Linked DNA regions of Homo sapiens: region 2 is linked to region 1. A link is a loop called in an ENCODE intact Hi-C map of the cell type or tissue named here. Cell type or tissue: OCI-LY7. All regions are shown on one strand. Each heading gives the region's core, and the rest is flanking DNA. Links, peaks and the distances in the headings are about the cores only.

Region 1 (9,975 bases), core at 3,360-7,359:
TGTTTATAGTAGTGAAAAAATAGAAATTGCCTAAATGTCCGTTAACAGGAACTAGCTAAATACACTGTGGCTCATCTGTATAATGATGGACTCTATGGGGTTTAAAAGAATTATGCAATCCATGTGTATCATGTGAAAATATGTCAGTATGTAAAGTGTGATCCCACCGATTTTTTTTTTTTCCTGAGATGGAGTCTTGCTGTGTTGCCCAGGCTGGAGTGCAGAGGTGCAGTCTCGGCTCACTGCAACCTCCACTCCCGGGTTCAAGCAATTCTCCTGCCTCAGCCTCCCAAGTAGCTGGGACTACAGGCACACGCCGCCACGCCCAGCTAATTTTTTGTATTTTACTAGAGACGGTTTCACCATGTTGCCCAGGCTGGTCGTGAACTCCTGAGCTCAGGCAATCCGCCTGCCTCAGCCTCCTAAGATTTTTTTAACTTTAGTATATACACATGGATATTGATAATGTGAAGAAAAAGGTCTGAGAAGGCTGGACACAGTGGCTCACACCTGTAATCCCAACACTTTGGGAGGCCCAGGTGGGAGGATCGCTTGAGCCCAGGAGTTTGAGACCAGCCTGGGCAACATAGCAAGACCCTGTCTCTACAAAATATTATAATAATAATAACAAATTAGCCAGGCATGGTGGCATACACCTGTAGTCCCAGCTACTTGGGAGGCTGAGGTGGGAGGATTGCTTGAGCCTGGGAGGTCGAGTCTGCAGTGAACTATGATCGTGCCACTGCTCTCCAGCCTGGGCAACAGAGAAAGACCCTATCCCCCCAAAAAATTAATTAAATTTAAAAAAAGAAAAAGGTCTAAGAAGAGTGGGATCAACAGAGAGGTGATGGTGACAGTTTCAGTTGTCCTTTGCTGCATGACAAACTTAGAGTCTTAGAACAATAACTTGTTATTTTTCCTGATTCTGTGGGTTGGCTTGGTAGCTCCTCGACTAGGTTCCCCTGAACTCACTGATGCAGCTGCATTCACCTAGTGCTGGCTGCCAGCTGGGCTTCCCCAGGTGCCCACATGGCCTCTCATCACCCAGGAGGCTAGAGTGGCTTCTGTGGTGTCCCAGGACAGCAGTCCAAGACCACCAAAGCAGAAGCAGCAGGAGTCCTGAAGGCCGAGGCTCTAGAACTCAACAATATCATGTCTGTCATGCTCTGCTGTTCAAGGCAAGTCAGAAGTTAGCCCGGTTTCAAGGGATGAGGAAACAGACTGAAACTCTTGGTGACATGCATGGCACAGCTACGTTGCCAAAGGGCCTATGGATTGGGATAGGGAGAATCTGTAGCCATGAAACAAACAACTGTCATGGGCACCTCTCACTTTTTACTCTATGCAATTCTGTACTTTGCGTTCAGGTTTTCCTTGTGTAAATTTGAAGAAAAAAATAAGTGGAAGAGTGAATCTAAGAGAGAAAAGCAAGAATGATGAGGATTTTGTAGACACATAATTTAGATAGAAATATCAAAGATGACCTAAAGGCTACCAGCCTTGAATACTAACTCATAGCAAGCTTTTTGTTTTTCAAATCAACTGTGAAGAAGAGAGGATTGGAATATCCAAGGGTGGAGATGCAACGACATTGACTAGTGATTCAGTGGGTGAGAAGCATGAATTTTAAAGAGCAGCAGAAGAAAGTATAGCTATTTCACTGGATTCCCATTTTACAGGAAATAAATGTAATCAGCCTTTGAAATAGCTATACATATGCAGAAGATGTATATATTATCACCAAGCTATCAAAATGGATGGCAGGTTTTTCATTTTCTGCTGGCTCACTGCCTCTTCTTGCTGGACATTAAGTAAATTCCAGAACCACATTCCCACCCATAAAACAAAAGGATCCTCCCTTAGAAAGTATTTGTTTTGTTTTGTTTTGTTTTTTTAAGTGAAGATTTCACACTCATACAACATTCTTGCAAAGTTGGTTTGTTCCATCCGCATGGATGATTTAACAAAACAATAGCCTCAAAGGCTTGGACAAGGCCGGGCGCGGTGGCTCACGCCTGTAATCCCACCACTTTGGGAGGCCAAGGCGGGCGGATCACCCGAGGTCGGCAGTTCGAGACCAGCCTGACCAACATGGAGAAACCCTGTCTCTACTAAAAATACAAAATTAGCCAGGCATGGTGGCACATGCCTATAATCCCAGCTACTGGGGAGGCTGAGGCAGGAGAATCGCTTGAACCTGGGAGGCGGAGGTTGTGGTGAGCCGAGATCGCACCATTGCACTCCAGCCTGGGCAACAAGAGTGAAACTCCATCTCAAAAAAAAAAAAAAAAAAAAAAAAGGCTTGGACAAAGACGGCCAGGAAAAAAGAAAATGAAACCTTATTCTCAAAATAGCAAGTTCGTTGGAAGCATCATGATTCTCTCTGTGTCCTGAGTCAGGGCCTTGTCTATATGCAGCACCGTGGAAAGCCTCAAGTTAACAGAGAGTTCCCAGGACACAGTAGGGACAGGCAGAAGAATAAGACGATCAGAAAAACACCAGGGATGCAGAAGTCATCTGGTCACTGACCCCACAAGGAAGAAAGATGTCATGGGCAGAGGACAGGACCACTGATGTAAGGAAAGGATATGACGGGGGAACCGTCTTCCTCATTTCTGATGTTTCCTTCCTGCAAAGGAAGCTTAATGAGTGGAACTTCCGGAACTCTCTCTGCCCCACTGCTCCCTCCTCTCCTGGTGGGTGTGGGGGAGGAGCAGTGACTGTTCCCACTGGTTTTTTGGTGGGGAGGGGAGGAAGGTTGTTTGTTTGTTTGTTTGTTTGAGACAGGTTCTTGCTTTGTTGTCCAGGCTGCAGTGCAGTGGCATGATCATGGCTCACTGCAGCCTCCGCCTCCTGGGCTCAAGCAATCCTCCCACCTCAGCCTCCCGAGTAGCTGGGACCACAGGCATGCACCACCACACCCAGCTCATTTTTCTATTTATTGTAGTGATGGGGTTTCACCATGTTGCCCAGGTTGGTCTCGTACTCCTGGGCTCAAGTGATCTGCCCACATCACCCTCCCAAAGTGCTAGGATTACAGGTGTAAGCCACCATGCCCAGCCTGTTCCCACTGTTAATTTTGAGAATACCTGGGTATCTTTGGCTCAGATCCATACTTTTGTCTCTGTTGGGCATGATTCCACCTGTTGAGAAGTTTTCTCCCCTTCTTCATGCTTCTACTCTGCAAGGGGAGGTCTCTGCTCCACCCAGTGTTCCTTGGGTCTGTGTGGGTATCCACCTAAATTCTGGGGTTTGGGATTGTCAGGCTCAATTGGCTTAAGTCACATCCTGCAATTTGGCCTCTTATCACTAATGAAAGTGCTATTTCACCTTCCATATTTACTTTTTGTTTTATTTCTTGGCTGCAAAACCCAGGAAAAAATAAGAGAGTGTCCTCTTGAAGCCTGTATCAGTTGTTTATTGCTGGAAATATGGCCACATTTACTTAAAACGATGAATCTTTATGTTCTCACACAGTGCCTCTGGGAGCAGCTTGCCTGAGTGGTTGGTGAGGCTCAGGGAGGCTCAGGAGGTTACAGGCAGGACGTTGGTCCAGGCCGCAGTTGTCTGAAGCTTGATGCGGCTGGGGCATCGGCTTCCAACCTGGCTGAGGGCAGAAGGCCTCAGTTCCACACACGTGGGCATCTCCACAGAGCTGCTGCATGTCCTCATGACATGGCAAGGGTCTTCCCTGAGCAATGATCCAAGTAAGAAAGAACAGGAAGTTCCAGTGCCTTTTGTGACCTAGTTTCTGCAGTTGCACACCATCACTTTTGCTTTATGTTTTTAGAAGCCAGTCTCTGAGTCTACCCCAGGAGAAGAATTAGGCTCCCCATCTTCAGGAGAGCAGCAAAGAACTTGCAGATCTTTCTTAAAACCACAGAGACCTCGATAAAGGAAAAGTAACTGGGCTCTCATACAAGAAGCTGGTCCAGAGTTGGAGAAAGAGAAGCCATTCCTGCTGGGCGCGGTGGCTCATGCCTGTAATCCCAGCACTTTGAGAGGCCGAGGCAAGCAGATCACCTGAGGTCAGGAGTTCGAGACCAGCCTAACCAACATGGAGAAACCCCATCTCTACTAAAAATACAAAATTAGCCGGGCATGGTGATGCATGCCTGTAATCCCAGCTACTCGGGAGGCTGAGACAGGAGAATCACTTGATCCTGGGAGGCGGAGGTTGCGGTGAGCTAAGATCGCACCATTGCACTCCAGCCTGGGAAACAACAGCAAAACTCTGTCTCCAAAAAAAAAAAGCCATTCCTTCAAACAGCTCTTACTGAAAACCCGCTAACTGCTCGGCTTTGTGCGGGATGTAGCCTGTGAAGGCAGAAATACTACAAGATTCTTTTGCTCGAGGTCTGAGTGAGAGAACACATCCTTAAGAGACGCTCTCCTTTGCTCTAGCCCTCCCTATCAGCCCAAGGGAAGTGCCTGCCCAGAGACCTTGGCCTCCTTGCGCTCTGAGGACCCAGGACCCCAACATCCTCTTCCCAAGTGGCCCCGAGCCTGCTTCTCAGCCTCTGCAGCCTCATCCTCAAGTTCATCCTCCCGCCTGTGTACACACCCCCAAGCCCAGGGCAGCTCTTGGTGGGAACTGGCCAAAGCTTAGCCCTGCAGGCTGGGCTGTGGAGTGCCCACACTCATGGTGTGGGTCTGAGGCAGGGCAGGAGGAGAAGGAGGCCTCACCTCCTGGAAAGGAGATGACGCACAGAGGTCTAGGTCTCCACAGTACATCGGGGTGTTCCTTTCCTTCCTCCTCTTACCTGTAATCTAGCAAGTGTATGCAGGGGCTGCATGCCTCTTCACAGCCCAAGACTAGCAGCCAGCCCCTCAACAATAGGTGGGTGTGGTGTCACTTCTGAGCCCAGGCCTCCCTCTAGTGACCAGTCGGGAGACAACAGCCAGAGGCTCTTTGCTACTCTCCTGCACCTCTTCCAGAACCTGCTTTCCAGAACACAGATCTGATCCTGTTGTTCCTGGCTTAGAAACCTCAAAAGCAAAGAGCAAAACCTCCCAAGCTCCCTGTGTTCCCACATGCCTTTAAGTCCCTTAGCCTGCTTTATGTTATCCCAGGGCCAGCCAGGAGGCCCTTCCAGGTTTAAGCCAGCCTATATCTCCAGGATGGCTCAGAGCCAGCTTCCAGCACACACACACACACACACACACACACACACACACACCCCTCCCTCCACCACCTGTTACACACAGACCTCTGTCCACCACCTGTTACACACACACATACACGTCATCTCTGCTACATAAAGTGCACATACACACGTTTGAATTCTGCAACCCCTCTCCCACCCGCTCTGCTACACACACACACACACACACTGTCATCCTCCACTGCCACACTGTTTGCCACACCAAACACACCATAGATTCCCTGCCTCCTTTTTTTTTTTTTTTTTTTGATACGGAGTCTGGCTGTGTCACCCAGGCTGGAGTGCACTGGCACGATCTTGGCTCACTGTAACCTCCGCCTCCTGGGTTCAAGCAATTCTTGTGCCTCTCTTTTGCTGACAATTAACCACCCACCTTTGTCCATCAATCAAACAAACCTTGACTCCTCCATAAAGACTCACGTAACAGCTTCTTTGTGGCTTGCTCCAGCCCCTGTGAGAGTTAACAGTGGCTCCTTGCTGGTTCCTGAAGCACTTTTGTGCAGAACAATCGCTAACATCTATTGAGCCCTTAACGCCAGCTGAAGGCTCCACAGGGATTACCTCATGTGGTCTCACAGTAACCCTCAACGCCAGGCGCTGCTGTCATCCTCGTTTTACAGATGTGGCAAAGGAGAAGAGAGGGGCTAAATCATGGGCCCGAGGTGACCCGGGGAGCAAGAGCTGTGTGGTGCCCACGTGCTCCCTGGGCCAGGGCTCTTCAGCAGGCGCCCTTGCTTCCTGCCCGCTGAGAGCCCCTTCAGAGAGAGGCCTGTTCTCCTGCCTCTGAATGCCCAGCATGAAGCACCACAGCCCTGTGCTTGGAGCCTGCTAGACCCACCACGCATTTCCTGGATTGAATGGCAGGCAGGAAGAGCTAGCTCTGCCTACTACCATCTTTCTCAGGCCCTTCGTGTCTGAACCCTGATTCTAAATCTCCCACCTACAGCCAAAAATCTTGTTTCCCTGCACAGAGCCAGTCAGATATACTTAGCAAATGAAGGCAGAAGCTGTGGGCACAGTTTGCAGTGTAAGGACAAGGTATAAGTTGGGGCTAGTTATCAAAACAGCTGATCCTCCATTCCCCACCTCTAACCTAATTAGCCCCAAACCAGCCAGGAGTTGGCACTCATCCCCAGGTGCTCCCTCAGGACTCCAGCGTGTCCCAGAGGGCTGCCTCCCTGACCCAGGGCCCCGTCCCTGCTGCCCTTCCTCCTGCCACTGGGGGAGCAGCCTGCCTTCGTCCCCTCTCCTTACTTCCTTTCTTGCCGCTTTCCTGTCTTCTGTCTTCACTCACTTTAACTTAGGCAACATGCATTAAATAAACTCCTTTTTGGCTCACCTGGAGTGCTCATTTGCTAAGTTGCATCCGTTTCCTCTTTTTTTTTTTTTTTTTTTTTTTGAGATGGAGTCTCACTCTGTCGCCTAGGCTGGAACGCAGTGGTGTGATCTCGGCATGGCAATTCTCCTGCCTCAGCCTCCTGAGTAGCTGGGACTAGAGGCGCCCGCCACCACGCCTGGCTAATTTTTGTATTTTTGGTAGAGATGGGGTTTCACCATGTTGGCCAGGCTGGTCTCAAACTCCTGACCTCAGGTGATCCACCTGCTTCAGCCTTCAAAGTGCTGACATTACAGGCATGAGCCACTGCACCCAGCCCTTTTCTTCCTTTTCTTCAAAGTGGAAATACAAGGTCTCTTTGTTCTTCTGGATTATGACAGTAGTATGGTTTTCCTGCAAAAAATTCAAACACAGCCGTCCATTTTCCCATCAGCCAAGAAGGACGTTGTTGTTAAGGCTGGCATACCTATCAAGGACAGTAACTGCCATGGCTTCCGGTGCTTTGACGAAACCCGATGCGTGGCCTTCTGGCCAAGCACCTGTGCTTTCATCTTGTTTGAGAACTCATTGTATCTGCGGGGGTCGCAGCTCTCTATAAGTTTGCTGTGGCTGAACCAAGAAAAAAGACATACACAGATTTCTACAGTAATTATGAGTTCAATGAAAGATTTTTGAGGAAATGAGGAAGGCTGGTATCTTTCAGAGTGCAAAGTGATTTGGGAATATAAAAAATTTATTTGAGTTGCATCACCTAGAAGTTTGTCACTGACTTGTGTTCTTGAACTAGAAACATGAATGTGTGGGCTAAGAAATAGTTTCTCTTGATAAAGAAACAACATATTTTTTAAAAAATCGAAACACAGGCCAGGTGCGGTGGCTCATGCCTATAATCCCAGCACTTTGGGAGGCCAAGGCGGGCGGATCACCTGAGGTCAGGAGTTTGAGACCAGCCTGACCAACATGGAGAAACCCCATCTCTACTAAAAATGTAAAATTAGCAGGGCATGGTGGCCCATGCCTGTAATCCCAGCTACTCAGGAGGCTGAGGCAGGAGAATCACTTGAACCTAGGAGGCGGAGATTGCAGTGAACCGAGATCACACCATTGCACTCCAGCCTGGGCAACAAGAGCGAAGCTCCATCTCAAAAAACAAACAAACAAACAAACAAACAAAACCACAAATGTTTAAAGTAGAAAGTGAAAGTGGTCAGCCATCCCACTACAAGATAACCAGTGTTTTCAGTTTGGTTTATAGCATTCCAGATTAGCATGTGTGTGTATGAGTTTGTCATTTTACGTTTTTTTTTGTTGTTGTTGTTGTTTTTGGAGACAGAGTCTTGCACTGTTGCCCAGGCTGGAGTGTGGTTGCAGGATTTCGGGTCACTGCAACCTCTGCCTCCTGGATTCACGCAATTCTCCTGCCTCAGCCTCCCGAGTAGCTGAGACTACAAGCATGCACCACCATGCCTGGCTAATTTTTGTATTTTGGTAGAGACAGGTTTTGCCATGTTGGCCAGGCTGGTCTCCAACTCCTGACCTCAAGTGATCCATCTACCTCAGCCTCCCAGTGTGCTGCGATTACAGGTGTGAGCCACCGTGCCCAGCCTAGTTTGTCATTTTACTTTAATTTGAATCATAAATGAAAATCTGTCTCTCTCTCTCTCTCACGGTAATTTTATTCCAGCAGCCCTAGGTTGAAATCACAATGCTGCTACAAGGTCTTAGTCAAAAGCCACCCAGAATCATTCCGACAGAATGCTCTGGTTTCAGTTGGGGAGGAATCAGACAAGGTAGTATTGGAACCTTTCCTTCCAGAGGACTCCTAAGGTCCTTAGAGCAACTAGTCATACAAGCTCTACATATAGGCCGGGTGAAGTGGCTCACGCCTGTAATCCCAGCACTTCGGGAGGCCAAGGCGGGTGGATCACCTGAGATCAGGAGTTCGAGACCAGCCTGACCAACATGGTGAAACCCCATCTCTACTAAAAATACAAAAATTAGCCAGGCGTGGTGGCGGGCGCCTGTAATCCCAGCTACTCAGGAGGCTGAGGCACAAGAATCGCTTGAACCCGGGAGGCGGAGGTTGCAGTGAGCCGAGATCGTGCCACTGCACTCCAGCCTGGCAACAGAGCAAGATTATGTCTCAAACAAAAAAGCAAAACAAGACGAAAAAACTCTACATATAAAATGGCCTTTTCTAACTCATGGGAAAGTCTTTTTACACCATTTTCCCAGAACAAGACTTCTATTTACTCATATTTACCAAAACTAAGAGATCCATTGGCATCACGTTTCCCCCTGTAATAATAAAATATCACCATACTCAGGTAATTTGCTGGCTTCCCTTCAGAACAAAGCAGAGGATGGCAGGGTACTGGGAGGCAGCGGGGACTCACTTTAGCAGACGTTCATTTATTCATTCCACAAGCATTGGCTGAGGAAACAATGATAATACGCGGTTCCTGCTCACAGGCTATGAGAATAATGCGTCTTCTCCACAGAGTGCCAGCGGCATCAAGGGTAAAGTACTCAATACAGGGTAAAATGCCAGACATGGGTAGAGCAATGATTACTGTGACACACTTCTAGACTCATGAGAGCTTGATGCTTAAAAACTGGGAGAGCCGTTACATTGTTTACTAATAAGAGATACAACTTTTTTTTTTTTTTTTTTTTTTTTTGAGATGGAGTCTGTCTCTGTCACCAGGCCTGGAGTACAGTTGCACGATCTCAGCTCACTGCAACCTCCGCCTCCCAGGTTCAAGTGATTCTTCTGCCTCAGCCTTCCGAGCAGCTAGGATCACAGGTGCCTGCCACCACGCCCAGCTAATTTTTGTATTTTTAGTAGAGACAGGGTTTCACTGTGTTGGCCAGGATGGTCTCCATCTCTTGACCTTGTGATCCACCTGCCTTGGCCTCCCAAGTGCTGGGATTACAGGTGTGAAACACCATGCCCAGCCTGGAGATACAACTTTTAAACGGGCCAGGCATGGTGCCTCACACCTGGAATCCCAGCATTTTGGGAGGCCAAGGCAGGAGGATCGCTTGAGGTCGGTGGTGGGCCAGCCTGGGCAACAGAGTGAGACCCCAACTCTACAAAAAATTTAAAAATTGGCTGGGCATGGTGGTGCGTGCCTGTAGTCCCTGCTACTTGGGAAGCTGGATTGGGAGGATCACTTGAGCCCAGGGGCTCCGGGCTACAGAGAGCTATGATTGTACCACTGCACTCCAGCCCAGATGACAGAGTGAGAACTTGTCTCAAAAAAGAAAAAAAAGATTGGCTACTTTTGTTTACTGATCATATTCTCTCCTGTAGGTTTATAATTAAAAATGAGAATAATAATGTATATAATATAATGATAATAATAAGAGTTACTCTTCGTTGAGTGCATGCTATGTGCTAGGTACTGGGCTGAGCCTGTTATCTTCATTTTCTCATCTAAATCTCTCTACAACACTATGTGGTGGGTACTG
Region 2 (9,975 bases), core at 3,602-7,601, 330 kb before region 1:
AGGTCCAGGCAGGAAAGGGTTCTTTGCCAGCAGTTAAAACCACAAAAACAAACACAAAACAGCCCCAGCAACCCTCAGCCCAGTCCCCCTTCTCCTGCGCATGAGAAGAAAGACTCCATCTTACTCATTTTTTCATGCACACCGTCCATGGACACCTGCCAACATCCTAATGATGCCACCTGGACCTATCTATAATTGGTGACCCACAGGTCCTGGTGAGGTCCTCACTCAAAAAGAAAGGGAAAGATGGGAGAATACAGCATCTGATGAACCACTGGAAACATGAGACCACAGCCAAATTCCCACAGTGGCCAGACAGAGCAAAATCCCAAAATGCAAACAATGTTGCTCAGTGTCAATTCAGAGAATATTTTGATATTCCCACTTTCTTCCAGTTGACTGGCTTTAGAAAGCATCTGGATTTGCTCCAGAGTGAATTGATCCACCACAATGAAGATTTTTAGAAGGAAAATGAAAACTCAAAACATATTTTGGGGATAGTTCATGGTTTAATAAAAAAATATATATTTGAGTTTAGTTTGAGATTCAGATTGTACTTATGTTCAAGGCCCTGTGGAGAAGCGACTTGAAATTTTGAAAGTTTAAAAGATTTTCATGTAGTCCAGTGTTGTGACCTCAGATGGAAGAAAGATGTTTTGTAACGGTAGAAAATGAAAGTATTCTAGGATTTGGTATTTTTTAAAAATCCCCCTTGGGGTCCCGGTGGGTTCTGTCTGTGGGATACAGCATCTCCCTCTTCATTCCCAAGGGATGAGAGAGAGAGAGACAGAGACAGAGATAGAAAGAGAGAGACCTTCTGCTGTATCCTCCTCAGAAGCAAGCTTTGGCTCTAGGATAAATCGCAAAGAATTAGGCTTTCAGCTGCCACCAAGCATATCACATCAGAGCAGTGGTTCTCAACCTTGGCTGTATATCATTATCACCTGGGGAGCTTTTAAAAGTTTGGCTCCTAGGGCCCACCCCCAGAGATTCTGAGTCAGTTGGTCTGGGGTGTGATTTGGGTATTGAGACCTAAATGTGCAGCTAGAGCTGAGAACGCTAGTCTAGACCAACGTTTCTCAAGCTTGAATGTGTATAAGCGTAGTTGCGATCTTGTTAAAAATGCAGATTCTGGTTCAGTAGGTCTGGGACGGGCCTGAGATTCTGCATTTTCAACAAGCTCCCAGGGGATGCTGATGCTACTGGTCCTTGAACCACTTTGAGTAGAAAGGATCTAACATCCTGAAGTGATGCGACATTTCTTTGACACCGTATTTGCCAGGACTCTGTCCACTGCAATCAGTAGAAATTCAAGTCAAATTGGAATCGTCAAAAGGAGGAATACACGGCTGGGGGTGGTGGCTCACACCTGTAATCCCAACACTTTGGGAGGCCGAAGCAGGCAGATCACTTGAGGTCAGGAGTTTGAGACCACCCTGGCCAACATGGTGAACCCCATCTCTCCTAAAAATACCAAAAAATTAGCTAGGCATGGTGGCATATGCCTGTAGTCCCAGCTACTGGGGAGGTTGAGGCATGAGAATCATTTGAACCCAGGACCTGGAGGTTGCAGTGGTCACACCACTGCACTCCAGCCTGGGTGATAGAGTGAGACGCTGTTTTAAAAAATAATAATAATAAAGAGAGAAAAATATATTGGTACAAATAAATGAGAAGTCTAAGGGTGGCTGGCTTTAGGCATGGCTGCATCCAGGAGCTCAAATTATGTCACTGGGATCTTTTCTTTCTATTTTGCTTTCCATTGAGTTTGCTCCATTTTCAGGCAGGTACTCTCCATGTGGCAACAAAGACGATGATCCCAAGCAGTCCCAGGCTTGCTCCATTCACATAGCTCATGAGGCCCTCTCTCCCTCATCTTCCATATTGGTCCCTGAAAATGACTCATTCTCCCCAGCTTGGGTCATTCGTGCACTGCAGAGCAGGGACAGGCAGAGCTCTCTGGTTAAGAGCCTCACCTGAAACACAGGTATTGGGGAATAACAGTTTTCCAAAGGAAAGTATGCAGGGCAAACCACAGAGGAGCACCACATGAGCTGCTGAGCCTGTGCTTTTAGCCATAGTGCTGCCCTCAGTAAAGCTCAGTGGCAGGAAATCCAGAAAGGAAGTTGTCTTCAAAGACAAAAAACTGACTGCCTGCATCCCAAATATGGCATCAGTCCTTGGCCTCTCTGTACCTCAGTTTCTTCATCTGTAAAATGGAAATCATAATAATATCTACCTCATAGGGTAATTGGATGAATTGCTACACATAAGCTGTTAGAATAATACCTGGCACATGGCTGCAAGTATTTTGATTCATTTGTTATAGCTACTCAGTGCTTAAAATGTTTTGTTTAAAGAAAAATATGAATTAGTTGCCAGTATTTCTTAATCAGGTTTTTGTGTGAAAATCCAGACGTCCAGATTCTTCTGAAAAGTTATAAGATCTGCCCTCATTCTACCTAATGCGGTAATAGCTAGCTGGAGCTGGATCTGGATCACAGCTGGGTACTCCCACTCCATGGTTTATGCCCTTTAGGGAGTTGCTCTCATTTCCTTTAACTCCTCAGCACCCATAGGCATCTGAGTTTGAGACCCTTGCTTTCTGCTTTTTAAAATGCACAGGCTGAATGTACTAGGATGGATGGTGTGCCAGCCACACATTCACCTGGCAGGCCTCACACCTGCTATTCACCCATTTAAAGATGAGGAAGCTGATCTCAGAAAGGCTAACTCACTCAGTGTTGAAAGAGCAGAGCCTCGGAGCCCAGGTCTTTGGTTCCTGATTCAACACCCTTCACCAACCTCTGGGCAAAACCTGACTCAGAAGCAGCTCAGGGAGCACTCTCAGTGCTGGCAGTGGGGTGGGATGGAAAAGGCCTGAGGGCTGCCCGGCAGCTCACACCTATACTCCCAGCAATTTGGGAGGCTGAGGCAGGCAGATCACTGGAGCTCAGGAGTTCGAGACCAATCTGGGCAACATAGCAAAACCCTATCTCTACAAAAAAAAATAGAAAAATGAGCCCAGCGTGGTGGTACGTGCCTGTGGTCCCAGCGACTGGGGAGGCTGAGGTGGGAGGATCACTTGAGCCCAGATTCGGCCACAGCACTCCAGCCTGGGTGAAAGAGCCAGACCCTGTCTCAAAAAAAAGCAGGGATGGGGGGAGGGGGCACCTGAGGGCTCTGCCCACCCTTCCTGGCTCTATGGACACTAGGGGCCAAGACAGCTGACTCTCAAGTAGGGTTACTAGATAAAATTCAAATGCCCAATTAAATTTGTATTTCATATAAATTTCAGATAAATGACCGATTTTTTAATGTAAGTATATCCCATGCATTATTTAAGATATACTAAATTTTTATACTAAAAATTTCATTGATTTTCAATAAAGGATGAATTATTTTACTATGTTTCAAATGCATAAGGCTTCCATATGCTAAAATAAAAGGGTTCATTTATCTGAAATTTACACGTAACCCGGTGCCCCGTACTTTTTTATTTGCTAAATCTGGCAACACAGCCATACAAAAGCCTGAGGGGGAAAAGAGCAGGGACCTTCAATCCACGGCTGCTTAGGAGCTCTGGCTTGGGAGGGACAGCAGCAAAGCAGCCCACCACCCCTCATCCTCACCCAAAATCAGAACTTTTGTTGTCCTCCTGACACTTATTTTCCGAGTCAGTGCTGTTTTTATTTCGTATTGTGGGCGCCATTCCTGTCTCAGTGATGAGGCCTCCAAGGGTCTTCATTCAGCCCTGCCACTGCCTCATTTCTGCAGTCACCAGGAAGCCCACCAGTGGTGGGAAACAGCGGGGATGGTGGCCAGATGATTCAGGTTTTTGGGGGGGCGACGGAGGGGCGGAATTGGTTGCTTTTTTTTTTTTTTTTTTTTTTTTTTTGAGGCTTTATCAATGCTAAATTCCTCGTGGGCTGAGAACAAGGCGAGTTTCTAGGGGCCCCTGGACTGCGCCCTGCCCTGCCGAGAGCGGCGAGACCGCCCGGGAGCCGCTGCTCCTGGGAACCGCAGGCGGGCTGAGTTTGTTCCAGGGCCGCTTGCCCGCCGGTCCGCCGAGCCTTTGCCCAGGTGGAGGCTGCTCCTGCGCTCCCGGGCCGTGGACGGCGCAGACACCCAGCGGGACTGCCCCCGCAGCTAGGGCTCTCGGCCTTCATTGGCAACCACAAGGGCCTGGGCTGGGGGAGGGCAGCAGGCGGAGCCCAGGCCTGGCTGAGGGAGCCTCTGCCCTCCCCGGATCCCAATCTGGGGCGGCGCGATAGCCCCTGCAGGCACCTGCCCAGGTGAAAGGGGCGGAGGAAGCGCGTGGCAGCCGAGTACGCAGGAGCGCGTGCGCGCGGACACAGGAACACGCACGCGCACACACACACGCACACACAGCCCGGCCTTGACTTGGGCCCAGCCGACCTCCCTGCCAATCCACCCACCTCCTAGGGTTAACAGTCAGCCCCGAGGCAGGGCCAGCTGTTCTGGGTGGAAGGCGACAGCTCGAAGACGCGCTAACCTCCAGCTCCGCCTGTCGCACTATTTCCTAACTCCTGAAACCCCAGGCTGCAGGTCAACACCAAAGCAAATTTATTCAGGGAGAAGAGGGGCTGCCTCTACCTCCTGCAAAGAGGCCAGCAACTGTGGCCAAAAGATGGGACCACGCACAAGGGGCAGTTCCCAGGGAGCCCAGTGCAGAGAGGATGCCCCGCCCCTAAACTGTCAGGGTCCTGTTGCTCTTGTCTTCTAAGCCTCCCTCACTACCACCCCCACCTTCCTTCTCCCAGTCCAGCCATCATTCAACTAACCCTGTTTTGTCTTCTGCTTTGCACTTCGCACTACCTGATGGTACATATTTGTTTGTTTATTGCCTCTCTCTCACCTGGCCCCTTCTAACACCCCCAGCACCTACAACAGTACCTGACATACAAAAGATCCTTCAGCATTGTGGTGGACGCTATAATAGCGTTGCCTCCGCTGAAGAGAGCTGCCTGGCCCAAGTCACGGCATCCTCCCCAGGTTGGACTGATGGAGGTCCAGCATCTGTTTCCAATTCCGAACAACTTTGAGGAGCACGTCTAGCTCCCGAGCGTTCTGTGGGGTTAGCTGAGGCTGTTGCATGGTCTCCCTTTGTGCACTCTTAAATCTGTCCCGAACTCCTCAAACAGCCTGCGCAACAAACTCTGTCTCAGTTGGCTTCCCAGGAAGCCCAACCACAAACCACAGCAATAAATATTTGTGGAATAAAAGTGGGGGCTGGAGGAGAAAGGGCTTTCTCTTTATTGGAGGACTCTTTATTGTTGATCACCTCCCACATCCAAAAAGTACCTGAAATCTGTGTACTTCTCTCCCCGTCCAATGCCACCACCATAATCAAAGCCACCACCCTCTCTTGTTTGGTGCCCTGCTTACCTCTGCAGCAGCCACTGTTGATGCCCGCCCCAGACCTCCTCCACCCTCTTCTGAGCTCATCTGCAGCTGCGGCGGAGGATTACTGAGACCCCTAGGGGGCAGCTCCCACCTCTAGTGCTCCTCCACTTGAGGGCGTTTTCCAGCACCACAGGAGCTTGTTCAGCCTCTAAGCAGGGCAGCCCACAAGGGTTAGGGATTTAACACCCCCAGGGACGCTCCTCAACCCACAGGAGCAAGAGTCAATAGATAAATACCCCATCTTATCCCTCACGTTCCACAAAGTGGGCTTCAGCCCCAGGTGCCCACAGCGGCAACCCATCATTAATCTGCCCTTTATTTACTGGCATTTCTGTCTTCTCTCCTCCTTTCTCACATTTCCTCACTTGTGCTTCCCAAATAACAACCACCTGCACCCCACTCCGTGTCTCAGTGTCTGCGTTTGGGGAAATCCGCACGAGGCCAGCCCCCTACCCAGCCTCGTCTCTTCAACTTTGCTGCTTTGAGCCTCCAGAAGACAGCCTTGCAGAGACACTGGCCTTATCTCAGCTTCTTTCATGCCACAGGGACTTCAGTTGTGCGACTCAATGTATTCTTTCATTCAGCAACTATTCATGGAGTGCCAACTGTTCAAGGCACTGGGATACAGCAGCAAAAAAGAGTCAAAAATCTTTGCCCTCATGGAACTGAGGGTGTCCATCTACCATTAAGTCTCAGCTTCAGCATCCCATCCTCAAAGTCATTGTACCTGTCCTGCCCCTCCCCCATCTAACATCCCCTAATAACTACCCCCACAGAGCTCAGTCCTTGCTCGTCGTATCTGTCACCGGATGATTCTGTCACCACCATACGGACTCCATCAGCACAGGTCTATGCCTCTGTAACCCAATGCCCACTGTACCCTCTGCCCTTAGCATGATGCTTGGTGCCCCATTAGGGCTCAGAAAACATTGGAATGATAATGAACGAACTAATGCCACCATTGTCGTGACTGAAAGATGAGACGAGAAGTGAGAAACTCATCCTCATGAGTGGATAAGGAGAGGCAGTCAAGGAGGAAAATTTCACAATGACCAGTACTTGGACAGCACTAAGGCTGAGATGACCACAAATTTTGGAGTCCTAGACCATCTGGTAGCATCAGGAATGTCCCTAGGGCCTGGAAATAGTGGCAAGAAGGAGAAACAGGAAGATGCAGAAAGGTCAGGTCATCAAAAGCGTATCTCTCTCCTTCACCATCTCCCAGCCACAGAATGTCAGAAATGGAAGGACGCTCAGAGACCATCCATTCTCTCATTTCACAGGTGAGAAGACCAAGGCTACAGGCCCCTTGGCCTAGTGAAGGGCCTACGATTAGTGACAAGCTTCCAAACTCTAAGCTCATGGCTTGCTAATCTGAGCCTCAAGGTGGTCCATTGTAGGCTTGCAGTGGACTGAATGTTTGTGTCTCCCAAAATTCATGTGTTGAAGCCCCAGTCCCAGTGTGATGGTATTTGGAGATGGGGCCTTCAGGAGGTAATAGGTCACATAGGTGGAGCCTTCATGAATGGGATTAGTGCCCTCATAAGCAGCCCCATGGAGCTAGTGAGCTCTCTTTCTGCCATGTGAGGATACAAGGCAGCTGTCTGCAGCCTGGAAGAGGGCCCTTACCACAACCCAACCGTGCTGGTATCCTGAGCTCAGATTTCCCAGCCTCCAGAACTGTAAGAAGTAAATGTTTGGTGTTTAAGCCCCCCAGTCTATGGTAATTGGTTATATCAGCCGGAATGGACTGAGATAGGGCTATAGGCACAGCCTCTCAAGCCACTGCCCTTAGCCATTTGAAGCTCATTGTTCCAGGGGAGAGGGCTTCCAGGCTATGCACCAGCAATCAGTGACTCATAGGATGGCAAACCCCTCTCTTTGGAACCTAACACTTTCTCCTTTCTTGCTCCCCACAAAAGACTGTTCTAGGGAGACTCCTGCTTTCTAGAACTTATGCTTTGGATTCCAACAACTCCTCTCAAACTCTTGCCCTATTCCCACATTTAGGGCTCCTCAAAAAAGCTCAGTGTCCCCAGGAGAGTCTGTGCATACCACATGTGACTTGGACAATAAAAGCAAGCCTCCCTCATTGACACCGTACAAGGTTCTGCCCATTCTTTTGGATTTTGTCCCAGAAATAAGCCTCAGCCCAAACTGAATGGCAGATTGTCAATGACGACTAGGAAGTGTCCCAACCAGTCTTCTTATACTTTGTCTTCAGTGTATCAGAAGAATGAGCAAACATACAGAAAAAAAAAATAGCCCACATGTATTGAAGGCTTAGTATGTGCCAAGAACTAAGGTAAGCACTATATTGGTTTTATTGCAACAATCTTATGAGGTAGGTACTTTTATTATCAGCCCCATTTACTTATGAGGAAACTGAGGCTTAGTGAGGTTAAGTGACTTGCCCAAGGCCACACAGTTCATAGGTGAAAGTATTAGAAATCAAGCTCCATCTCCTTCCTAGCAACCCTACCCCCACTTCTCTCCCCTCTCTCAGACTGACTCTCTTGCTCTCTCTGTCTCTCTTTTACACACACACACCCACACACACACACACACACACACACCCATTGTTATGCAGAGAAGTGGATAGGGAGTTAGTGGTGTGTCCTGTAGGGTGTATTTCTTTAGAGCATTTACAGTTTTAAAGTGGATGTCTAAAGAGGCAATACTAACCAAAGAATGGGTGGTTCTCTGCCTTAGAGTGTCCCAGTTGTAATTTGTTACTATTAACAGCGAAGGAACTAAAATTTGGGCATTAGCTGCTTTTTGGAAAACTAGAGTGAATTCAAGATCCTCTCTAAAACCCCACAGTCACTTGGATTTGACACGTATTCTTGAGTGGAAGCAAGAGGATGGCATGACAGCTAGTTCACTGGTAACTGCATAACCCACAACCCATTTTGATTATGGCACATCCAAGTGAGTAATTATGACAGGTGTATTATTAATAGTTGTGGCATTTAGAAAGTAGTATAGCATTTTCTTTCTCCCAGTATTTTTAGACTTTATCAAAATTTGAGTATCCCCACGGGAGTATATTCCCTGACATGGGAACATCATCCATCATGCATGTGGCAGTTGGAAAGAGAAGCTCTAAAAAAAAAAACTGCAGGCACAGAAGGCTCTTTGCTGAGCTATATAGGAAGCCCCGACAGTGGGTAAGGCACTTTGTATTTATTCAAGAAGGTCCCTGACCCTACATCTTCCATGAAATCTTCCTCTATATTCTGTCATTACATGCCAGGGCCAGGTAGACTTGCAAAGGGAATGACTAGTGTGCAATTGGTCCTCAGGTGACTGATGCAAACATTTATTCATTCATTCATTCATTTATTCACCCACTTATTTACTGAACTGATATTTATTAGCACTTGCTATGTAGCAGACATAGTACTCTGCATTGGGGTTACTTTGCTCATTCAAGTAAACCTAGTCTCTGCCTTCATAAAGATTACAGTCTCAAAGATGATGATACCCATGACAGTCAGACTCTGTGCAGAAGAGAGGACCAGATGTCAGCCTAGGTCTCCATGGGGTTCATGCATTCATTCAGCAAACATTTAGTAAATGTGACTGTTGCTGGGACACAGGAAAACTCAGACAAGAGTTCAGAGTCAAGAGGCAAATGCAGAATGCCAACGTGGCACAGTAAGTTCTGCAGAGTTCAGTCATGACATAAGTGCATGTAACATTTGTGCATGCATTAAACAGCAAAAGAGAGAGAGAGAGAGAAAGCAATCAGCTAAATAACACAGTGATTCATCTACCATTCCTTTCAGTAAGCAATGCCCCAGCATTGACCTGAGATAGCAAAGGTGAAACTTGTGTATCTTCAGTATTTTCCAGTTCCCATGTACCTCTCTTGGTGTGATCATTGCCCACCTCACTGACATCCATTTATTATTGAAAACACACATTTTTTTCTCCATACAAGGGTCCCTAAGCTCAAGGCACTACTGCATCCAGCAATCAGGCAAAGAATCAGGCATCTGTTTCATCACTGGCTGGACTGGACTTCTCATGGGCTGTGATGTATTTAACAGGTAGGGTAACCAGATAGTTTATCATCCAACTGCTGAGAGAGAAGTGAGGCACTATTAATAATTACACCAGAAGATGAGGCATAAACAGATTGTCCTGGGAAAGCCACACATAGGGCATCCATCTTCACAGGTAGGTGAGTTAAGGGATTCTTATTTATTTATTCTTTAATCTAAAAAGAGAGGCTCGGTGCAGTGGCTCCTGCCTACAATCCCAACATTTTGGGAGGCCAAGACAGGAGGGTCACTTGAGGCCAGGAGTTTGAGACCAGCCTGGCCAACATGGCAAGACCTCGTCTCTATGAAAAATAAATTTAAAAATACAAAGAAGGGTTTTTTTTAAAAGAAAATAATGGGTTTTGCTCTACAGGTATTAAATGTAAAAATGTTCTCTGGTTTTCATTTTACTTTTACTTTAAAATAGATTAAAAGTTCACCGTTTATTCAAAAGTGAAAACTCCTCCTCCCAGTCCTGTCCTCAGCCATTCACTTGCCC

The links. Hi-C counts contacts between places; a loop is a spot of excess contacts. Peaks named below come from ENCODE experiments on the same cell type or tissue, not always from the same donor. Only the 100,000 strongest peaks of a DNase experiment are listed, where the experiment ranks them.
Region 2: it touches region 1 in a loop (4-fold over the local background); 2 of 110 quality-filtered maps call a loop at or near these places.

The regions. Positions count from the first base shown.
Region 1 is chr14:77,650,067-77,660,041 of GRCh38, reverse strand. It overlaps the pseudogene COX6CP11. Among named protein-coding and RNA genes, the nearest start is that of SPTLC2, 38 kb to the right of the region's middle. In OCI-LY7, for the core only: CTCF peaks have their summits at 4,674, 4,882 (motif pointing left) and 6,397; a DNase peak (open chromatin) is centred at 4,861.
Region 2 is chr14:77,975,373-77,985,347 of GRCh38, reverse strand. No RefSeq gene overlaps it. Among named protein-coding and RNA genes, the nearest start is that of ADCK1, 180 kb to the right of the region's middle. RefSeq lists an enhancer at 4,201-4,719. In OCI-LY7, for the core only: a CTCF peak has its summit at 5,541 (motif pointing right); no DNase peak of the experiment used is centred there.